Regions from separate parts of the Homo sapiens genome. Here region 1 is linked to region 2. A link is a contact called in ENCODE Hi-C or POLR2A ChIA-PET data. All regions are on one chromosome and are shown on one strand. The core of a region is the stretch at or near the end of the contact, and the rest is flanking DNA. Distances in the headings are between cores, read along the strand shown.

Evidence for each region. A loop is a pair of places that touch in the nucleus more often than their neighbours do. ChIA-PET counts read pairs that join two places held with the same protein, here RNA polymerase II (POLR2A).
Region 1: a map of Caco-2 shows a loop between it and region 2 (2.1-fold over the local background). The contact joins two enhancer-like sites. A Hi-C loop is called at or near these places in 1 of 168 maps with a recorded cell type or tissue (Caco-2). POLR2A ChIA-PET finds 5 or more read pairs at or near these places in 3 of 52 experiments (H1, OCI-LY7 and PC-9).

Annotation. Positions count from the first base shown.
Region 1 is chr10:32,188,112-32,192,227 of GRCh38, forward strand. It overlaps the pseudogene PPIAP31. Among named protein-coding and RNA genes, the nearest start is that of KIF5B, 130 kb to the left of the region's middle. Within about 2 kb of position 1,785, at least 2 of the 41 ENCODE cell types and tissues checked have a DNase peak (open chromatin) inside an H3K27ac peak, as active enhancers do.
Region 2 is chr10:31,960,056-31,963,966 of GRCh38, forward strand. All of the region lies in intron 2 of LOC107984219 (a long non-coding RNA gene), which reads left to right. Among named protein-coding and RNA genes, the nearest start is that of ARHGAP12, 33 kb to the left of the region's middle. Within about 2 kb of position 1,801, at least 6 of the 41 ENCODE cell types and tissues checked have a DNase peak (open chromatin) inside an H3K27ac peak, as active enhancers do.

The DNA.
Region 1 (4,116 bases), core at 535-3,034, 230 kb after region 2:
TTTTCTTGTTTTTTTGTTATTTGGTTTTTATTTCATAATCATAAACTTAACTCTGCAATCCAGCTAGGCATGGGAGGGAACAAGGAAAACATGGAACTGCAGCAAGAGCACAAAGATTCTAGGATACTGCGAGCAAATGGGGTGGAAGGGTGTTCTCCTGAACTACAGAAGGAATGGTCTGGTGGTTAAGATAAAACACAAGTCAAACTTATTCGAGTTGTCCACAGTCAGCAATGGTGATCTTCTTGCTGGTCTTGCCATTCCTGGACCCAAAGCGCTCCATGGCCTCCATAATATTCATGCCTTCTTTCACTTTGCCAAAGACCACATGCTTGCCATCCAACCACTCAGTCTTGGCAGTGCAGATGAAAAACTGGGAACCATTTGTGTTGGGTCCAGCATTTGCCATGGACAAGATGCCAGGACCTGTATGCTTTAGGATGAAGTTCTCATCTTCAAATTTCTCCCCATAGATGGACTTGCCACCAGTGCCATTATGGCGTGTGAAGTCACGACCCTGATACATAAACCCTGGAATAATTCTGTGAAAGCAGGAACCCTTATAACTAAATCCTTTCTCTCCAGTGCTCAGAGCACGAAAATTTTCTGCTGTCTTTGGGAACTTGTCTGCAAACAGCTAAAAGGAGACGCGGCCCAAGGGCTCGCCGTCGATGGCAATGTCGAAGAACACGGTGGGGTTGACCATGCCTAATAATACAAGGTTTTCCTCGGCAGCAGCGTCTGTCTGGCTCCATCACCAAGGCTGGAGTGCAGTGGCACAATCTCGGCTCACTGCAACCTCCACCTCTCGGGTTCAAGCAATTCTGCTGTCTCAGCCTCCCGAATAGCTGTGACTAAAGATGCCTGCCACCATGCTCAGCTAATTTTGTATTTTTCAGTAGAGATGGGGTTTCACCTTGTTGGTCAGGCTGGTCTGGAACTCCTGACCTCCAGTGATCCACCTGCCTCGGCCTCCCAAAGAGCAGGGATTATAGGCTGTGAGCCACCGCACCCAGCCAATAATTTCTTAATAACTCCTACAACACTGCCAGATAAAAAGAACCAAATAAATGAAAATAAGAAATGACAAAATAGGCCAGGCATGGTGGCTCATGCCTGTAATCTCAGCACTTTGGGATGCCGAGGTGGGTGGATCACTGGAAGCCAGGAGTTGTAGACCAGCCTGGCCAACATGGTGAAACCCCGTCTCTACTTTAAAAAAAAAAAAAAAAATTAGCTGGGCGTGGTGGTGGGCACCTGTAATCCCAGCTACTCTGTAGACAGAGGGAGGAGAATCACTTGAACCCAGGAGGTGGAGGTTGCCGTGAGCCAAGATCTTGCCACTGCACTCCAGCCTGGGTGACAGAGCAAGACTCTGTCTAAAAAAAAAAAAAAAAAAAATAGGAAATGACAAAACAGACAAGGAAGGAAGAAAAGATGCAGCAAAGCCTCTTTGGAGGTCAAAGTTCCATCTGATAAGTCTCCATATTCCCATGCTGTTCACTTTTTGGACACTGGGTGTCTTTATCCAGAAAGCAGAAAAAATTCTACCAGGAAAAGAGCATGCTTGAATAGTGTAAGTAAATGAATAAAAAAAAAAAAAGGCACCCAACACTACTAGCCTTTGACAAGGTTCTGAAAGTAAGTCAGAAAAGGAGGCGTGAGAGTAATTGAGTTGCCTTCATAGGCTTTTGTGTTTGAAATAACTGCAAGAGTATTGATTACCTCCTTCAGTCAACATTCTTGTGAAAGTTCTCATTCTGCATCCCTGCTGGGCGAGAGGCCATTTCTCCCAAGGTAGCTGGGGCATCGTTATTGATGAAGTGGACTTCAAGTGACTAGTTAGGAAAGTCCTCAGGGTTCCTTTCCCAGCCGCCTGGACCCAGGCTTGTGGACAGAGCAGGAGGCAGACCAAAGCCTTTCTTCCTCTTGCCCTCAGAGGAGTGGGGATATTTAGTTTCTTCTGTAGATTGAATGTTTAAGTCCCCTCAAAATTCACATGTCGAAGCTGGGCACAGTGGCTCACACCTGTAATCCCAGCACTTTGGGAGGCCAAGGCAGGCAGATCATCTGAGGTCAGGAGTTCAAAACCAGCCTGGCCAACATGGTGAAACCCTGGCTCTACTGAAAATACAAAAATTCACCCAGCGTGGTGGTGCACGCCTGTAATCCCAGCTACTCGGGAGGCTGAGGCAGGAGAATCACTTGACTCCGGGAGATGAAGGTTGCAGTGAGCAGAGATAGTGCCACTGCACTCTAGCCTGGACAACAGAGCAAGACTGTGTCTAAAAAAAAAAAAAAAAAAAAAAAAAAATTCACATGTTGACACCTAATCCCTAATGTGATTGTATTGTAGGTGTGGAGGTGATAAATTTCTATTTATCTTGCACCTCCCAAAGGTGATTAGGTCATAAAGGTGGAGTCCTCATGAACAGGATGAGTGCTCTTACAGAAGAGGCTTCGTGGACCACAGAGAATGCAAACACTATATGATGTGGTCTCTGTCCCAAAAAGCTTATGATACAGTTATCAGCATCACGGTCACTGTTCTCACTGCTTTCTACGGAGTTCTTACATCCGAGGCAATGTGGGGATCCACTGATTCATGTAACTCACATGATCATGGAAGAAGGTGCCTGATATGTGAGTCCTAGAACTCCTCATTCTGTATTGCTCTCTCTCTTTTAATGAAGCTTCCATTTCTAGACTACTCCTCTCTGGCTTTTCTCCTATTGCATCTCCATGAAATGTTAACAGAAACAACTCTTTTGCTTCTCATCATCAGCTTGTGAGGAGGCATGACAGAAGTGACACATTCATAACAAAGAAGATGGGAGAAGACTAAAAGATGTAAAGAAATAAAGTACCTATTGCAGTGCTTGGCACAGAACAGTTTCTAGAAAAATATTAGTTCCCTTTTTTTTCTTTTGTTTCACTGTGTCTGCACTAATAATTAGTGCCACTAGATGGCAACTTTTGGTCTAAAAACTACCCAGACAATCACTTTCAAATCTTAAAATACTTTTTGGGTTCTCTGTAACTGTATTCCACAGTGACTTTTAATGTAACAAAGTAAGAAAAATCTATTTGGGTTCCAAATAATGGAAAATGTAAATAAGTGAGCAGCAAAGTGCTCTTTGGGCAGAAAAACTGTCTAATGCTATGTCCTGGCCAGAATTTGGCATATAATTCTGCTTAAGAGTATTAATTATTGTGACTACTACTTAAGCACACTGAATGTTAAATTTCTATTTATCTTGCAGGATTCTCAGCATTCCCTGGTGACAATGCTTGTTTCATATTTAGGAGCTCCCCATATTTGCAGCAATCTATTCTTAGAAATAATTTTTTTGGAGAGTTCACTGGCCACAGATCACTCAGATACTGTTCCCCAAGAATTGAAAGGACAGAATCCTCAGCAAGCATTTTTTAAATTATTTACTTTCATTGCTATATAAGAGTTGTATATATTTGCTCAGTAAACTCTTGCAGGAGAATTTAGAGTAACATTTCAGCCTTTTCTCTCAAGTTTGTGATTTTAAAAATGGCTGGAAACATTTATTGAGCACTTATTGTACTGCCAGTTATTATGTTGCATATTATATAATAATCCTATGATAAGTTGGTGGAATTTTTATTTTTTCCAACCAATTTATGTTTATTCCAAAATTGCGAAGTTGGTTAAATATTTGAGAAACAAACAATGTAACTTATGTACTAAGAGAATAAAGGAGGAAAATTGTATAATTTACTCATTAGATACAGGAAAGTCTCCACCAAAATTCAATACTCATTCAAAGTAAAAACTCATTGCAAACTGTGAATAGACGGAAACTTCTGGCTGGGGGCAGTGGCTCATGCCTATAATCCCAGCACTTTGGGAGACCAAGGCAGGTGGATCACCTGAGGTCAGGAGTTCGAGACCAGCCTGGCCAACATGGCAAAACCCCATCTCTACCAAAAATACAAAAAATTAGCTGAGTGTGGTGGTGCACACCTATAATCCCAGATACTCAGGAGTCTGAGGTGGGAGAATGGCTTGAACCAAGCAGGTGGAAGTTGCAGTGAGCCGAGATTGCACCACTACACTCCAGCTTGGGTGACTGGTCTCAAAAA
Region 2 (3,911 bases), core at 551-3,050:
TTACAAAGGAAAACTAGTTTTTTGTGTCAAGGTTGGTGGGAATCAAACTTTTCCCAGTTTGGGGGATGCATCCAAGGGGTGTGTCTTCTGGTATGGAGATGCAATTACCCGTTTGTGAAGAGAGAACAGAGGAGAAAAAAAGGGAAAGAGGAAAAAGAAGGCTTTTCGTCTACTTTCCTATTATCCTGAATGAGGCATCCCACGTGGTCCTTAGGGTTCCAGAATGAACCGGTCCTACCAAGTAGCCTTGGTTCCATCTTGTCACAATTACCTACTTGAGAAGAGAGGAGATACTAGAGTGAACCGTGGGCCCCCTGTTCATCCTTGGGGTTCTGGAATAACCGATCTTGCCATGTAACCCTAACCTTGCTTTCATCTCTGTTCTAACAGTAATCTGTTAGCCTGGGACCAACCTTCATCTCTGTCCTATGGGGCTCTTGCCCCTGCAGCCTTTGGCTCACCTATGTCCTTGTCTCCATGACCTTACAGTGACTCGCATTTGGAGCATTCTAGCAAAAAATGTGATTTTCTCTTTTCTCAGATTCCCATTTCCCATGTTCTTCCCTCCCGACTCCCTTTTAAATATGACCTTGAAGCACGTTGAGAAGGGTGTAGAAGTAATTAGAGAATGGAAGCTACAGGAGGAAGTGAGAGGAATACTCATGGAAAGCCTTCATATGCTTGCAAAAATAGCAGCCCTAACATTTATTTGCCCTCCTGTTTTGTTTTTTGTTTTGTTTTGTTTTGAGACAGAGTCTTGCTCTGTCGCCCAGACTGGAGTGCAGTGGTGTGATCTTGGCTCACTGCAACCTCCGCCTCCCGGGTTCAAGCAGTTCTTCTGCCTCAGCCTCCCAAATAGCTGGAATTACAGGTGTGCACCACTACACATGGCTAATTTTTGTATTTTTAGTAGAGACAGGGTTTCACCATGTTGGCCAGGCTGGTCCCGAACTCCTGACCTCGTGATCTGCCAGCCTCAGCCTCCCAAAGTGCTGGGATTACAGGTGTGAGCCACCGCGCCTGGCCCCATTTATTTGCCCTCTTGATGTAAAGTAGTAATCTCCGGAGGACTTGGGGCTTGGGGTAAGAACTTGCAAATGGCAAAGGAAGAATATCTTTTCCTCTCAGTGGAGTGCTAACTCAAAAAAGCCAATAGGTGGGATCCTTAAAGCGTCAGAGTGAGGCCCTATGCAGGTGGACAGACTACTTCAAAACCCACTGGAAAACTTGGCCCTGGGACATAACAGGAACAAAAAGCATGTGGTAAGTCAAGGAGCTGGCAGAGCTGGAGTTCCAATTAATGTCTGTCCTGGCCATGTGCCAGCAGACAGGGAAAGGGTTAGAGTCGTGGAAGCTGGTAGGGTAAGAACAAGTATAAATCTCGGGATATCTGCAAGGGAGCTCGTGTCTTTGCTGCCATGCAAACACAGTAAAAGCCACGGGCACACAAATAACAGGGAGTGTGTGTTTAAGAAGTCATGTGGCATGTGAAGTGAAAGCAAAGAGGCAGACTTGCCCCCAAGGCAGATGGTCCAGCAGGTGCACAAGGCCATTTCAAAACACACACACACATAAAAAAAAGAAGAATAGGCAGTGAGGGTTCTTAGTAAATTTTAGCTGAAAAAGAAGAAGAAACCTGACATTGTACAGTTTTAGGCTTTAGCCCTACCACTCTTGTGAGCCCCTTGTCCAGGAAAGCCATTAGTGCCTCAGCGTGAACCTCAAGGTACTTCCCACCCCTGTGAGCCACCAATCAGGGTGAGCTGAGCAATCAGCCCAGGGGAACAGAGTCACATATGGCCAAGAGGAATTGTTCTGGGGTTTGGTTAGTAAGCACGAGAGAAAAAGGAAGAAGAAAATTGTGTACGGAGGTTGAATGCCTCCAGGCAGAGAAGGCAGGGCATAGAGATGTCTTACCACAAGGGAACGTATCTGAGTCATGCAGCATCAAAGTATGTGAGCAGTGGAAGTTATCAGAATCAATTGGCACCAAAATATGTTAGTAGCAGAATGTATCCCAGTCATGGCACCAAATCGTGTTACTGGCGGCAAATCCTTATGGGTCTGCAGCAGCCTCAGTTCTTGCCTCCTCAGAAGAAAGAATTATAATTTTTTTTTTTTTTTTTTTTTTTTAGATAGAGTTTTGCTCTGTCACCCAGGCTGTAGTGCAGTGGCATGATCTTGGCTCCCTGCAACCTCTGCCTCCCAGGTTCAAGCGATTCTCCTGCCTCAGCCTCCCAAGTAGCTGAGATTACAGGCACCCATCACCATGCCTAGCTAATTTTTGTATTTTTAATAGAGACAGGCTTTCACCATGTTGGCCAGGCTGGTCTCAAACTCCTGACCTCGGGTGATCCACCTGCCTTGGCCTCCCAAAGTGCTGGGATTACAGACGTGAACCACCACACCCGGCCAAAAGAAAGGATTTGACTGAGGGGCAGAAGGCAGAAGGAGAGACTGGGGCAAGTTTTAGAGCAGGAGTGAAAGTTTATGAAAAAGCTTTAGAGCAGGAACAAAAGGAAGGAAATACACTTGAAAGAGGGCCAAGCAGGCAACTTGAAAGACAAGTACACAGTTTGACCTTTTGACTTGGGGTTTTATACATTGGTGTACTTTTGGGGTCTTACGTTCCTTTTCCCCTTATTCTTCCCTTGGGGTGGGCTGTCCACATGTGCAGTGGCCTGCAAGCACTTGGGAAATGAGCATGTGCAGTGTGTAGTGGAGTTGTACACATGCTCACTTGAGACATTCTTCCCTTACTAGTGGAATGTCCCTGGAAAGTCATATACCAGTTCATCTCTGATATTTTGCCTCTTAATATGCATGCTTGAGCCCACCCACTGAACTCCTGAGATCTTATTGGGAATCTGCTGATCACCAGTTTCAAGTGTTTCTATCTATTGGGAGACTGCCTTTCCCTGGTGCTCGCTGTGACCAATTACTATTTTAGAGAGACAGTGTGACAACTGCCTCCCAACACCTGATAGTCACCTGACATTCCTATCAGGGGAGTGCCCTCTCCTGCTCTGCTCATGCCTCACTAGCTATGTACTGTAACAGTATGTCAGGGGCCTTTGGTGGGACTCTGAGACTTGCTAGCTTCAGGTAAACCTCAGCACATTCCTAGCTGTGATGGCTATGAGATGAGACTCCTTCTGCTTTAGAGAAGCAGAGGGGAAAGTAAAGAGGACTTTGTCTTGCACCTTAGGTACCAGGTTGGCCGCAGAGGGATAGAGCAACAAGCAGGCTCTTGGAGTCCCTGATTCCAGAACTTGCCTCTTGGACAGCATTTCTGGACCTGCCTGGGGCCAGACGGGAGTTCACTGGTCTGAAGGGTGAGTCCCAGGCCAGGCAGCATTCACCATATGCTGATTGAAGAGCCCTTGAACCATAAGGGAACATCAGCAGTAGTCTGGCAGTACTCCTTGTGGGCCTGTGGTGGCACTGGCCGTGGGGTGAGGCTCCTCTCCTATTGGAAAGGGGAGGGAAGAGTGGGAAGGACTGCATCTTGTGGTTTGAGTGTCAGTTCAGTTGCAATACAGTAGAACACCAGGTAGACTTCTGAGGTTTTTGACTCTACTCCTTAGCTCCTGGATGGCATCTAGACCTGCCTGGGGACTGGGGGAACTTGCCACTCTGAAGGGAGAGACACAGGCCTGGCTGGCTTTCCCACATGCTGATTGTAGAGCCCCAGGCTGTGAGTGAACATAGGCCATAGCCACGGAATGGTTACAGCAGGCCTTAGGAAAGACTCAGTGCTGTGCTGGCTTTAGCTCTAATCCAGCACAGTCATACCTGATGGCCACAGAGGTGCTTGTATTAGTCCACCCCAAGCTTCAGATGGCTCAGAATAGAGAGACACTCTGCTTGTCTGGGAGAAAGTAAAGGGAGAGAACAAGAGTCTCTGCCTG